2 separate regions of the Homo sapiens genome follow, and region 1 is linked to region 2. Evidence: chromatin contacts called from ENCODE Hi-C or POLR2A ChIA-PET data. All regions are on one chromosome and are shown on one strand. The core of a region is the stretch at or near the end of the contact, and the rest is flanking DNA. Distances in the headings are between cores, read along the strand shown.

Region 1 (6,027 bases), core at 3,453-5,952, 90 kb before region 2:
CCCCGCCCCCCACCATCTTCTTGCTCATTCAGGTCATCGTGTTCTCTGATACCCAGTAACTTCCATCATTTTCTACATGCATTTCTGTTGGTCTTCTGAGAATTGTGATTTTCCAAAGTAGAAAGGGCACATCGTCTTTTTGGAGCCTCAAAGGTGCAGACACTGATGCGTTGGGGGAGATCACAGTGTGACAAGGATGGGGTGGGAGTGTGTCACCCCCCTTTCTACCGACCCTCAGCAGTGGGGAGAGAGCAGAGGAGATGGAACCTGAGAGGAAGAAGAGATTTCCAATTACTTCCTTCTCGGTCCCTTCTCCACTGAAGCCTGTTACTCCTCTGCTGCCGGGGCCTCTTGAGTTTTCTCTCACTGAGCCAGGAAAGAGCTTAGTGAATAAAGAACAAGGTATCCCAGCAATGCAGGGAAGATGTCCAGGACAGTGAGTGTGAACGAGGGGTCCTGGAGAATGTGCACGCCAGCCCTGCAGGAGAATGTCCACGCCAGCCCTGCAGCCTGGTGGGCTCTGCCATCAGCACCCCAAAACCATTCATCAGTCACCTTCGACAATTGCACGTGCAAAAGCCCTCTTTTTGTGTCCTTTGAAGCTTTTTTTTTATCAGGCTGGGTGCGTGGCTCATGCCTGTAATCCCAGCACCTTGGGAGGCCGAGGCGGGAGAATCACTTGAGCCCAGGAGGTCGAGGCTGCAATGAGCTATGATCATGCCACTGCACTCCAGCCTGGGTGACAGAGTGAGGGCCCATCCCTTCGCGGGTCCCCATTAAGAAAATGGGGGAGGGACAGTCCCCATTTTCTTAATGGGGACTTTCTTAGTGAAATTTGAAATGAGAGATTATTAATATGAGCTGGGCCTAACATCTTTTTTTACTTGCAGTTGGGGCAGAGCTCCAGGGAGTTGGTTTTGTCCCCTGCTGTCTTGTCCCCTCCCCCTTTTTAATTAATTAGGGCCTGGCTGGACTCACATGCAGGCCGCTTTCTAAGAGCAGCAGTTACTTTGGCAGCATTCAGAAAGGGCCTCAGTTACTCTACCATGACAAATTTCTCAGTCTGTCACCGTTCACTTCCTAAAAGAAATTCATTGTAGAAGGTAGAATGGGATCTTCATGGCATTTCTGATTCACAATGCTCCTGAAAGTTCCTCGGCATGTGGAAAGGCCACAGATGAATTTAAGCATGTGAAAGAATACTCATGTCAGAGGCACAAAGGAAACTTGCCCCGAGTCCACGGTGCTCTGCGGTTAGGAGCTGGCCTCACTGTGCACAGGGGGAGGGGTGGTGAGCTTACCGGGCTTTAAAGCGCCCTTCCAACCTGTGAGCCCTGCATTCCTTACCCTTGGTTGGATTCTTCCCGGGCTGGGAGAAATGACCGCTTCTATGAGGAGACCATGTGCCGAGGTCGTGTGCTAGGAAGCCAGTTGCTGTGAGAAATGACCAGTGTCATGTCTGTCTTTCAGCCACCCTACATCATGTAGCAGTTCTTCTGAGATCATGTCTGTGCTGTTCTTCTACATCATGAGGTACAAGCAGTCAGATCCAGAGAATCCGGACAACGACCGATTTGTCCTCGCAAAGGTATGCCGGTGGGGAGCCCAGGGCTGCTGTGGCGCCTGCTGGTTAAGCCCAGTTTGAACAGCCACCGTGTGGGAACAAGGCCTGAAATGGGCCTCGTTTATTATTTTGGTTCTTCTTTCTTTGCATCTTAAAGCTCGAGTGTTCTAGTGAGGGCCACTTGGAGCCCTGTGATGGCATGGTAGGAAGGGTGGCTTGGGAGAGCTGACTGTCCTTCCTTTCCTTTGGTCACACCCTGCCTCGCCCCACTTAGCACGAACGCTTCCCCCATGGCAGGGTTATGCTGCTCCCACCCTCTGTGCTGCCTGAGGAGAGGCAGGCAGCCTCAGTGAATCCCACTCACTGAGCCTGGGGGAACTTGAGTGTAACCGGGAGGGACATCCCACCCCTGTCAGTTAGCTTCCTCTTCTATGTTTCTGCACATCTGACCTGAAACTGATGGGCACTTCTCATGAGATTGGGCAAAATACCAGCCACTTCATGAAGTATCATGGGTGATAGGAAAGAAAAAGAACCTTAAAAACAAGGTCAGTTTGAGAATGTGTGGCTGGTTTGATGCCATCTCAAAGTACACTGTGTCCCGAAGCAAATTAAAACCTGGCTAGGGGCCGGGTGCAGTGGCTCACGCCTGTACTCCCAGCACTTTGGGAGACTGAGGTGGGTGGATCACTGGAGGCCAGGAGTCCGAGACCAGCCTGGTCAACATAGCAAAACTCCGTCTCCACTTAAAAAAAAAAAAAATTAGCTAGGCATGGTAGCACATGCCTCTAATCCCAGCTTTTCGGGAGGCTGAGGCACAAGAATTGTTTGAAGCTGGGAGGCAGAGGTTACAGTGAGCCGAGATCGTGCCACTGCACTCCAGCCTGGGCGATAGAGCAAGACTCCATCTCAAAAGAAAAATCTGGCTGGGTAGAGTACTGTGTCCAAATAGAAATGCCAGATTAGCACAGTGGGAAGTGAAGACAAAAACTGGGCATAGCTGAAGTAAGTGCCTAAAGGTCATAATTGTGACCCTTGTCTTGGTGTCTGAACCATAACATCAAATGGTTTGGCAAAAAATAAATAGAATTTACATGTGTACGCGCATGTGTGGAGAGAGGGATGAAGTAAATGCCTTCCATTGCTTTCAGTTGGTTATTGGAGGTAAGCAGTATACAGGAAGGAAATCATTGTGCTAGGCTTTAAACATGTCTATAAACTTGAACTTTTTTTACATCTTTTTTTGTTCTTTTTTTGGGGAGGTAGAGTCTCGCTCTTGCCCAGGCTTGAGTGCAGTGGCTCGGTCTCAGCTCAATGCACCCCTGACCTCCTGGCCTCAAGCGATCTTCCCATTTCAGCCTCTTGAGTAGATGGCATTACAGGCATGTGCCACTACGACCGGCTAATTTTTGTATTTTTTGTAGAGACATGGTCTCACTATGTTGCCCAGGCTGGCCTCAAACTCCTGGGCCCAAGCGCCCACCTCTGCCTCCCAAAGTGCTGGGATTACAGGCAACAAGCCACCGCTTCCAGCCCTCTTTACAATGAAAATTGAAAAAAAAATAGATATATAAACGCAATATGGGTGTTTAGATTTCTGGTTTAAAATAAGGAAAGGCTGGGTACAGTGGCTCACACCAGTGCTTTGGGGGCTCCAGCAGGAGGATCTCTTGAGACCAGCCTGGGCAACATAGCAAGACCCCAGTGTCTACAAAAAATACGAAAATTAGCTGGGCGTGGTGGTGCGTGCCTGCAGCTACTCAGGAGGCTAAGGTGGGAGGATCACTTGAGCCTTGGGAGATAGAGCAAGACCCTGTCTCAAAAAAAAAGAAAAATCTAGACTGTCATATAACAGCTGCTATCAGAGCCATTGGCCTTAGGGGATGAAGAGGCTTTCTATCGGGCAGCAGCACACCAGGCCCTGTTCGGCTGCCAGAATTTGTGTGTTCATCAGATTTAGCTGGCTGATGAAATTGGAACAAAAGAGAAAACACATGAAGCATAGTCCATTGTGGTTTGCCTGGGAACGGGGTAAACAGCTATACTCCAGGCAGAGCAGATCTTTATTCTAGCCTTTCACCTCCCTGAATCGTCTGCCCCGCAGCATAAGGGTTCTTGAGAAAGACAGCACCCATGTGGGAGCACTTCTGCCATAACGGGCATCATACTGATGCCTCACCATTTTCTCAATCTATCCTCACTTTATCCTTGACCTCCTGTCACCTAAGGGGGCTCTGGTCTCCATTGCACCCATAAAGTCTTTGAGATGGGCCCACTGGCCTCACACTTCACAGCCAGAGGGAAGCAGAGTTGGTCTGACTGCTGAGCCCAGGCTCGGTCCATTATGTTATAGGACTTCCAAGGGCATGCAAGGCGACTGGGAGCCAGAGCTTGTTACGTGAGTGTGGTGGGTGCCATAGGGAGGGAGATGTGGCTAGAGGCATAGTCAAAAGAGACTTGAGTTGAGTGGGGCAGTTCTGCTGGGCTGGAAATGCAGAACCAAAAGGGAGTCTCTGGGGGGCACAAAGCATGCAGAGAATTCCGGGGAAGGTCAAGAGCAACCAGAGAGTAGCAGAGGGTAGGAAGCAAGAAGCAGGAGATCAGAGAATCGTAAATACCATCCATCCATCTACAGTAGTGATGACCTCGCTCATCTCTGCTCGAATGGCGCTGACGTTTGAGCAGAGGAGGGTGACAGGCAGGAAACAAACTTTTAAGTCAATAGATGGAGTGTCAGGTGGGGCCAAGCATCTGGAATCAAGTAAAAGTGGAGGAGGTAGGAGGCACTGGTTGAAAAAGAGTGGTCCAGAAAGACCTCAGTGCTGACGCTTGAGCAGGGATTTGGAAGAGGCAGGAGAGTGAGCTGTGCCCACATCCACGCACAAGCACTCCGGTAGTGGGTGCCATGAGTGCTAAGGCCCTGAGGCAGGTGTATGCCCACTGTGTTCAAGGAGCAGCAAGGAGGCCAGGGTGCCAGAGCAGTGGAAGGGAGAAATGGAGGTGATGGGGGCTGGGGTGGGCAGACAGGTGCAAACAGTTGAGCTCTACTTGGTGGGAGGTCGGAAGACCTTAGAAAGTTGAGCGATGTGATCAGTCAACTTCAGTTTTAACAGGCTCCCCCTTGTGGCTAGATTGAGAATGGCTGTGGGGGAGGCTGGGAGGCCACTGCAGTGACAGAGGCAAGGGATGTTTAAGACCAGGTCGAAATGGTGGCTGCAGAAGCTGTTGGGTAAATTCAGTATGCTTGCAAGTTGGGCCTCTCCAGTCAGTGCAGCAGCTCTTTGGCATGACCTTGTGGCCCACAGAGGGCCACATTTTCTGCTTGGGATAGTGATGACCCTGTGCCTGCAAACAGGATGTTGGGGGTGGGGTAGATGCTAGTAGAAAGGGATTCATTTCTAGCGTGGGCACTTCTAGATGAGCACGTGTAAGATCTCAGTTGACCTGAGTTTTATAAACCAGGGAACCAGAGTATTCTCTTTCTGGTTTCTGTTTTAAGAATCCATATCCTCCATAGGATTGAACATGTGATTTGTGCATGACCGGGAAGGGCCATGGGAAAATGTCAAGAATCATACTTTACGTTTTCTGCTTTGTACTTGGGCTCCCCGTCTCTATTCCCAAAGCTCCAGCCACCCTTGCCATACTGTATGGATTACCTATGACTCCCTGGGCAGGGACAGTGGATGTCTTCGTCACCTTAGTCACCTGAGTTTCCAGCCCAGGCTGAGCCCTGGGCTTGACCCATTTTCCACTTGTAACGTTGATCGGAAGCTTGGGGTGCATATGGGTGTGGGGAAGAGGAATTCACCCAGCAGGGCGGGAGGGGCTGTTCGGATGGGACGCTGCTACAGAGCTGACAGGAGCAGCCTGCACTCAGTGCGTGAGTCCACCTGATACCATGTCCTGCAGCTGCGTCTGGGCTCACTGGGTCCCTTCTCTTACAGAGACTGTCGTTTGTGGATGTGGCAACAGGATGGCTCGGACAAGGACTGGGAGTTGCATGTGGAATGGCATATACTGGCAAGTACTTCGACAGGGCCAGGTGAGGTTCTTCCCCAGAAGCCATTTAACTGCCCTACATCTACATCCCCTTCCTAGAGTCTCGGGGGGCAGCCACCTATCTCCGTGATGTGGAGAGCCCTGAAGGGCCAGTCCCCATCACATCCCGTGGTGACCCCTCTGGAAGGCCTTCCCTGTGCCTTTTCCCCACCTCGGGCGGCTGCCCCACTTTCTCTCCCACAGGTCTGTTGAAAGGTTTCAGCTGCTGTTGCCTTTCCATTCTTATCCTAGGGTTGATAGCTTTTTTAAAACTTCCAGCACTTTAGTGGGGTCTGGGATGTGTGGTTTGTTTTTGAGACTGAGTCTCACTCTGTGGCCAGGCTGGAGTGCAGTGGCATGATCTCGGCTCACTGCAACCTCTGCCTCCCAGTTTCAAGTGATTCTCCTGCCTCAGCCTCCTG
Region 2 (6,729 bases), core at 3,553-6,052:
GTGCTTGGATGACAGGCGTGAGCCACTGCCCTGCACCTGTGGATTTTTTGTGTGTATGGTTTTGCCCACCGTAACTGTCCCTGTGCTGCATTCCTATTCTGCTGACTGCTTCCGTCATTCAACAGGGTTTCTCAGCTCTTTGTCTGTGGCCCTGGAGACGTACAGTTGACTCCTGTGCTCCTGCAGAGGATTTCAGAGCTTGGATGCAACACATTTGATCATTCCCACCCTGAGTGATGCAACCCCAGGGCTTCAGCTCCTGGTGTGCCACAAACCATGCCACGAAGGCCATGGCACGGAATGTGGCCTTAGCGAGAAGGGAGAATTGCTCTTGCTGAGGTTATCAAGGGGTAGGATTGCTGGGTTCAAGAACACTGATGTTTCATTTTCTTATGTTTGTTCTGTTCTTTTTTTTTTTTTTTTTTTGAAAGAGTCTCACTCTGTCACCCAGGCTGGAGTGTAGTGGCGCGATCTCGGCTCACTGCAACATTCACCTCCTGGGTTTAAGCAATTCTCCCATCTCAGCCTACCGAGTAGCTGGGACTAAAGGCGCACGCCAGCATGCCTGGCTAGTTTTTGCATTTTTAGTAGAGACGGGGTTTCACCGTGTTGGCCAGGCTGGTCTTGAACTCCGGACCTCAAGTGATCCCCCCGCCTCGGCCTCCCACAGTGCTGGGATGACAGGCGTGAGCCACCGCGCCTGGCTCCTTTCCCATTTTCTAAGGGACAGTCAGTCTCCTCCATACCATTTGTCACACAGCCTTTCCCCCATGATGGCACTGCCATACTCCCGCTAAATGCGCAGGCATCTGTGGTCTCCTCTGCACTTGTCCTTCCAGGGAACGATGCAGTGGGCTCCTTGCTTTGCATCTCGCCATACCTGGTGCACCTGCCAGCTCCCTTAGCAGGACCTTGCAGACAGTTTCAGTCATTCTTGGGCATTTTCTTCTCCATGTGAAGTTTCCCATCATCTTGTCCCGGACCATTAGACACCCACATCCCTGGCTTCCTGGGACTCTGGTGGCGTGATGGGAAGAGCCCACTTCTTAATATTGTTTTTTTCAAGAGGATCTCATTCTTAGTCCAGGTGGCAGGAATGGTTTCCCCTGCTGGCCTCAGCTCTGTTGGCAAGGGATACCTGCAGTCTGGGGCCTGGAGTTGGAGCGCTCCAGACACGGTCCCTTCCTTCCGGGAGTTTCTTTCTCGTGGGTGAGCCAGAAGCAAACACCTCATCCCACAGTTCTGAGGGCCTGGGTGGGGCCATCGTCCTGGTCCAGGTAAGAGACCATGGAGTCTGGCCAAGCACGTTGGCTCCTGCCTGTAATCCCCGCACTTTGGGTTAGGGTTAGGGCAGGAGGATCACTTGGCTCCAGCAGTTCAAGACCAGTCTGGGCAACCTAATAAGGCCCCATCTCTACAAAAGAAAAAAAAAATTATCCAGGCATGGTGGCGTGTGCCTGTAGTCCCAGCCGATTGGGAGGCTGAGGCAGGAGCATCTCTGGAGCCCAGGAGTTCGAGGCTGCAGTGAGTGTTGATCATGCCACTGCATTCCAGTCTGGGCAACGGAGCAAGACCCTGTCTCAATTAAAAAAAAAAAAAAGCCGGGCGTGGTGGCTCACACCTGTAATTCCAGCACATTGGGAGGCTGAGGCGGGCAGATCACCTGAGGTCAGGAGTTTGAGACCAGCCTGACCACACGGAGAAACCCTGTCTCTACTAAAAATACAAAATAAGCCAGGCATGGTGGCACATGCCTGTGATCCCAGCTACTCGGGAGGCTGAGGCAGGAGAATTGCTTGAACCCGGGAGGCAGAGGTTGCACTGAGCTGAGATCGTGCCATGGCACTCCAGCCTGGGCAACAAGAGCGAAACTCCATCTCAGAAAAAAAAAAAAAAAAAAAAAAAAGACAGTGGAGTCCTAGATGGCGAGGGTAGCAATGGAGAAACCCACTTCAATTTCTTTGAGCCAACAGTTGGAAGGATTCCCGTGGGAAGGTCAGGAGGGAGAGGAGCCAACAGGTGGAACTCCGACAGTTCCCCCGTCCTCACCTTGTAGGGCTGCAAGATTCCTTGGTGCCTGTCTGGGCTCCAGGGCCCCCACCCACCCCTGCAGGCTTATGTGCGGATCAGCAAGAGGCACTCTGCTCTCGGGGCAGGTACTCGGCTGGAGGCGAGGACACGGGAGGGATTTCAGCCCTCTCGCTCCCCAGGAAGATGTCCTTGTGCAGAGAACAGCCTGCACGACCTACTAGGGCACCCAGGATTAGGCTGTATCCTCCGTCTGCCCAAACTGGCTACAGAAAGCTCATTTTAACGCCCACTAGAGAGTGAGGAGACTGTAGGTGCAATTTCTTTTTTCTTTTTTTTCTGAGACAGATGAGTCTTGCTCTGTGGTCCCAGGCTGGAGTGCAGTGGTGTGATCTTGGCTCACTCAAACCTCCACCTCCCAGGTTCAAGCCAGATTCTCCTGCCTCAGCCTCCCGAGTAGCTGAGATTACAGGCATGCGCCACCATGCCCAGCTAATTTTTTTATATTTTTAGTAGAGACGTGGTTTCACCCTGTTGGCCAGGCTGGTCTCCAACTCCTGACCTCAATTGATCCACCCACCTCAGCCTCCCAAAGTGCTGGGATTATAGGCGTGAGCCACTGCACCCGCCCTGTAGGCAGATTTTTTTTTTTTTTTCTGAGATAGTTTCTCTCTGTAGACTAGGCTGGAGTGCAGTGGCATGATCTCGGCTCACTGCAACCTCTGTCTTCCGGGCTCAAGCAATTCTCCTGCCTCAGCCTCCCAAGTAGCTAGTATTACAGGTGTGTGCCACCACACCCGGCTCATTTTTGTATTTTTAGTAGACAGGGTTTCACCATGTTGGCCAGGTTGGCCTTGAACTCCTGACCTCAGGTAATCCGCCCGCCTCGGCCTCCCAAAGCGCTCGGATTACAGGCGTGAGCCACAGCGCCCGGCCATACACGAATTTTTTTGAGACAGTCTTGCTCTGTCGCCCAGGCTGGAGTACAGTGGTGTGATCTCAGCTCACTGCAATCTCTGCGTCCTGAGCTCAAGCGATCCTCCCACCTCAGCTGGGATTAGAGTGTGCCGCCACGCCTGGCTAATTTTTAAATATATATATATATATATATTTTTTTTTTTTTTTTTTTTTTTCTGAGACGGAGTCTCGCTCTGTCACCCAGGCTGGAGTGCAATGGCGTGGTCTCGGCTCACTGCAACCTCCGCCTCCCGGGTTCAAGCGATTCTCCTGCCTCAGCCTCCGAAGCAGCTGGGATTACAGGCACCAGCCAGCATGCCCAGCTAATTTTTGTATTTTTAGTAGAGACGGGGTTTCACCATGTTGGCCAGGCTGGTCTCGATCTGCTGACCTCATGATCCGCCCGCCTCGGCCTCCCAAAGTGCTGGAATTACAGGCGTGAGCCACTGCGCCCAGCCAATTTTTAGTTTTTAATTTTTGTAGAGGCGGTTTTTCGCCATGTTGTCCAGGTCTCAAATTCCTGGGCTCAAGTGATCCGCCCACCTCCGCCCCTCAAAGTGCTGAGATCACAGGCGTGAGCCACGGCACTCCGCCGCAATTCCTGACTTGTACTGCCCCAGTGGTGTTACAGCCTCGAACCCAGTTTCCAGACCTAAGTCACCGCCGGCATCCAGAGTCCCATGATGGAAAGGGAGGCTAGGTTCCCCTGGGAAGGACCTTGCACCACTGCTGCAAGTGCACCCCAGAAATCGTCCCAAGCTTTTCTCAAAGGGACCTGCAGCCATTTATAAAAGCGACATATCATCCTGGAAAACAGGTGCGCTCGAGCAGGATTTCCTCCCGTCCTTCCTGTCAAAGGACGGGAAGACTTTGTTACCCCACCGCGCCCCACCTGCAGAATGGTGGACAGATACCTCCAGATGCCACTTCCCCCAGGACGCCCGCCTGCTCTGCGCACCTCTCCCCGGATGCTGCCCCGTGGGCGGGTGGGGGCGGCCCTGCTTCCCCACGACCCCCAGACGCACCCGGAGGGACTCTTGAGCACAGTGGAGTGGGAAGGGCGAGGTGGGGCGGTGCCCAGGCGAGAGCGGCTCATGGGAGGCGGCGCCCGAGACGCAGCTGGTCGGGACGGTGCGGGTCAGGGTGGGCGGAGCGGGGCTAGAGATGCCCCGGGGTTTCCCAGGCCATGAGTCTCCGTGGAGATTTCTCCTCGACCTCTTCCCCGCGGCAATGTGCGAACCCTGGGTCTCCAGGAAACGGGGATACGGGGCATGGCTCCCAGCAAGGCCTGGTCCAGCCTCTCCGGTAGGGGAATGGGTCTCCCCCTCCGGCCTCCCGGGTTGACAAAGGAACGCGGGCCCAGATCCCCGTATGGCGCTTCACCGCCGGGGCCTCTAGCCTAGAAGGAGGCACGGAGCGCGTGTCCGAGACCCGTGCAAGCTCAGGGACACTCTCGCGGTCGCCGGGAGGCCCACCTAGGGTACTTTCCTTTTTTCCACTCTCAGAAATATACGTCTGTCACAGTTAACGGCAAAGCCTAGGGCAAGAGTTCTACGCCCAAGATGGCCAGCCGGAAGCGGGCTTCTCGCGACCATGTGGCGAAGCCCCATTCGTCAGCTGGCCGCCCGCGGCCCTGGTACCCGGTCACCTCTCTGATCTGCGCATGTGCTGGGCTACGCCCGGGCGCAAGCGCCAAGAGCGGCTGCGTCTATGGTCATGACGTCTGACAGAGCGTCCACCCGTCTTCGACAGGACTCTATGGTTCTTACGCGCGCAGACAGACCGCCTATATAAGCCATGCGCAGGCGGAGGAGCGCCTCTTTCCCTTCGGTGTGGTGAGTAAGCGCAGTTGTCGTCTCTTGCGGTGCCGTTGCTGGTTCTCACACCTTTTAGGTCTGTTCTCGTCTTCCGTTCCGACTCTCTCTTTTTCGTTGCAGCCACTGAAGATCCTGGTGTCGCCATGGGCCGCCGCCCCGCCCGTTGGTGAGTCTTGAATCCGTGTACTTTCACTGCTGGGAAACGGGCGGGGAAAGAAGTGCCTATGGCCGCTGAAAACAATTGTGGGGTGGAGCCTCCCCCGTGCGGCGGCCCTGTCTTGGGAACTGACCCTATGTTTTACACCTCCCGGCTATTTTTTAGTCTGCAATATTACTGTCTGTTCCTTCGTTCCCGTGTCGGTGTGGAAGCGACGGTTCCCTCGTATCTCTGCCTGTGTCCTGCAAGCTCACCGCATTTTCGGGCGCTAGATACGCTCTTGGGGCCTTTGTGTGCGTTCTCTGTCTTATTTCCGGGCGACGTGCCGCGTGCGTTGTCGGACGTGAAGGGCAGTCCGGGAAAAACGGGTGCGGCCGCCTCCTGTGTCCTACAGGGGGCGCCAGACGCATTTCCACTCGGCTTGGAGGTGGATTTAGTGCCACGTGCCCGAAAGTCTTAAATTGGGTGACCTGAGCTGTGCAATGATAATGCGGCGATTTTGTAGTACGCAGTGTCTTGAAGAGAGAATTTTTAACTAGGAAAGTTTGTTGCAAAGTGTTTATAGGAAGCGTAAGACAAAGTAACGGAAGATGGTGTCTGTTGTTTCTAGTCTTGGGTGTTGTCTGTGTTGCAGCAGCCAACTGTTGCTTTGTAGTTTATTTCCCCGAATGGAAACGGTTTAGAAGTGGACGTGCATTCCCCACCCTTTTCCCGTCCCTCGTTTGGGTTGTTCCTTGAGGGGCAAAGTGCCTGTTGGGCTTTCTGTGAACCTCACCTAACCTGTGTTTTTTCACTCCCCTGCAGTTACCGGTATTGTAAGAACAAGCCGTACCCAAAGTCTCGCTTCTGCCGAGGTGTCCCTGGTAAGTAGTGGAAGAGCCCCTGCACTGGTTGGCTCTGCGGACTCCGCGTCCGTCTGTGACACCCCCTGCACACTTACCCAATCCTTTTAGATGCCAAGATTCGCATTTTTGACCTGGGGCGGAAAAAGGCAAAAGTGGATGAGTTTCCGCTTTGTGGCCACATGGTGTCAGATGAATATGAGCAGCTGTCCTCTGAAGGTAAGGCAGGATTCTTTGTTCGTCACCCCCCAGTCCTTCCTCCGTGCTCCCTCAACCCCACCCACATACACTGCACTGGAATTGGGAGTTGATGAAACATGAGCCTTACAAAACTCAGCCAACACAGTTCCCCTGAGCTGGAGATAGTCGTGGTGAATGTTTCTCTATTATCTTCTCTCACTTTGCTGCTTTTCTTCTCCCTACCTAGCCCTGGAGGCTGCCCGAATTTGTGCCAATAAGTACATGGTAAAAAGTTGTGGCAAAGATGGCTTCCATATCCGGGTGCGGCTCCACCCCTTCCACGTCATCCGCATCAACAAGATGTTGTCCTGTGCTGGGGCTGACAGGTGAGCTTGGTCTGGGCCTTTTAAGGCAGTTGGAGTCTCTACATTATTAGGCTTGCATTATTTTATCAGAGCATAGAGGTGGCCCCAGTGACTCAGCCACTATGGCTACTAGAAAAGCCAGGCTGGCAAGTGACTTTCAGTGGTCACTCAGGACCCCTTCCTGCAGATACAAACAAAGCATGAGTAAGTCTTAGCAAGCTCTTCCCCACAGGTTAGGGGAAACACTGGTGATGGGAGTAGCTCTTCTTGCTTTTAGCTGAATGACAACCATCTTGCCAGCAGGTAGCTGAAGCTGGCAGAGGAGCCCAGTGGCGCCTTTTCAGTGGTTCTTGGGATGCTCCGCAGCCAATTAAGCCGACTGA

What was found. Hi-C counts contacts between places; a loop is a spot of excess contacts on that map. ChIA-PET counts read pairs that join two places held with the same protein, here RNA polymerase II (POLR2A). Pooled maps may share reads with other maps.
Region 1: a pooled map shows a loop between it and region 2 (6-fold over the local background). The contact joins the enhancer-like site here to the promoter of RPL10 in region 2. A Hi-C loop is called at or near these places in 3 of 50 pooled maps. POLR2A ChIA-PET finds 5 or more read pairs at or near these places in 5 of 52 experiments (CD8-positive, alpha-beta memory T cell, H1, PC-9 and 2 more).

The regions. Positions count from the first base shown.
Region 1 is chrX:154,303,834-154,309,860 of GRCh38, forward strand. TKTL1 (transketolase like 1) reads left to right here. Exons shown (of 13, transcript NM_012253.4): 2 at 1,471-1,588; 3 at 5,512-5,609. Among named protein-coding and RNA genes, the nearest start is that of TKTL1, 11 kb to the left of the region's middle. Within about 2 kb of position 4,703, at least 2 of the 41 ENCODE cell types and tissues checked have a DNase peak (open chromatin) inside an H3K27ac peak, as active enhancers do.
Region 2 is chrX:154,393,575-154,400,303 of GRCh38, forward strand. RPL10 (ribosomal protein L10) reads left to right here and starts at 4,803. Exons shown (of 7, transcript NM_006013.5): 1 at 4,803-4,820; 2 at 4,923-4,968; 3 at 5,764-5,822; 4 at 5,913-6,020; 5 at 6,229-6,367. The coding sequence starts at 4,946. It overlaps LOC124905228 (a long non-coding RNA gene), which reads right to left and starts at 5,268. Exons shown (of 2, transcript XR_007068356.1): 1 at 4,011-5,268. SNORA70 (small nucleolar RNA, H/ACA box 70) reads left to right here and starts at 6,707; the gene lies at 6,707-6,729. RefSeq lists silencers at 3,846-4,025, 4,096-4,165 and enhancers at 4,168-4,713, 4,726-4,935, 5,258-5,803, 5,804-6,347, 6,348-6,729.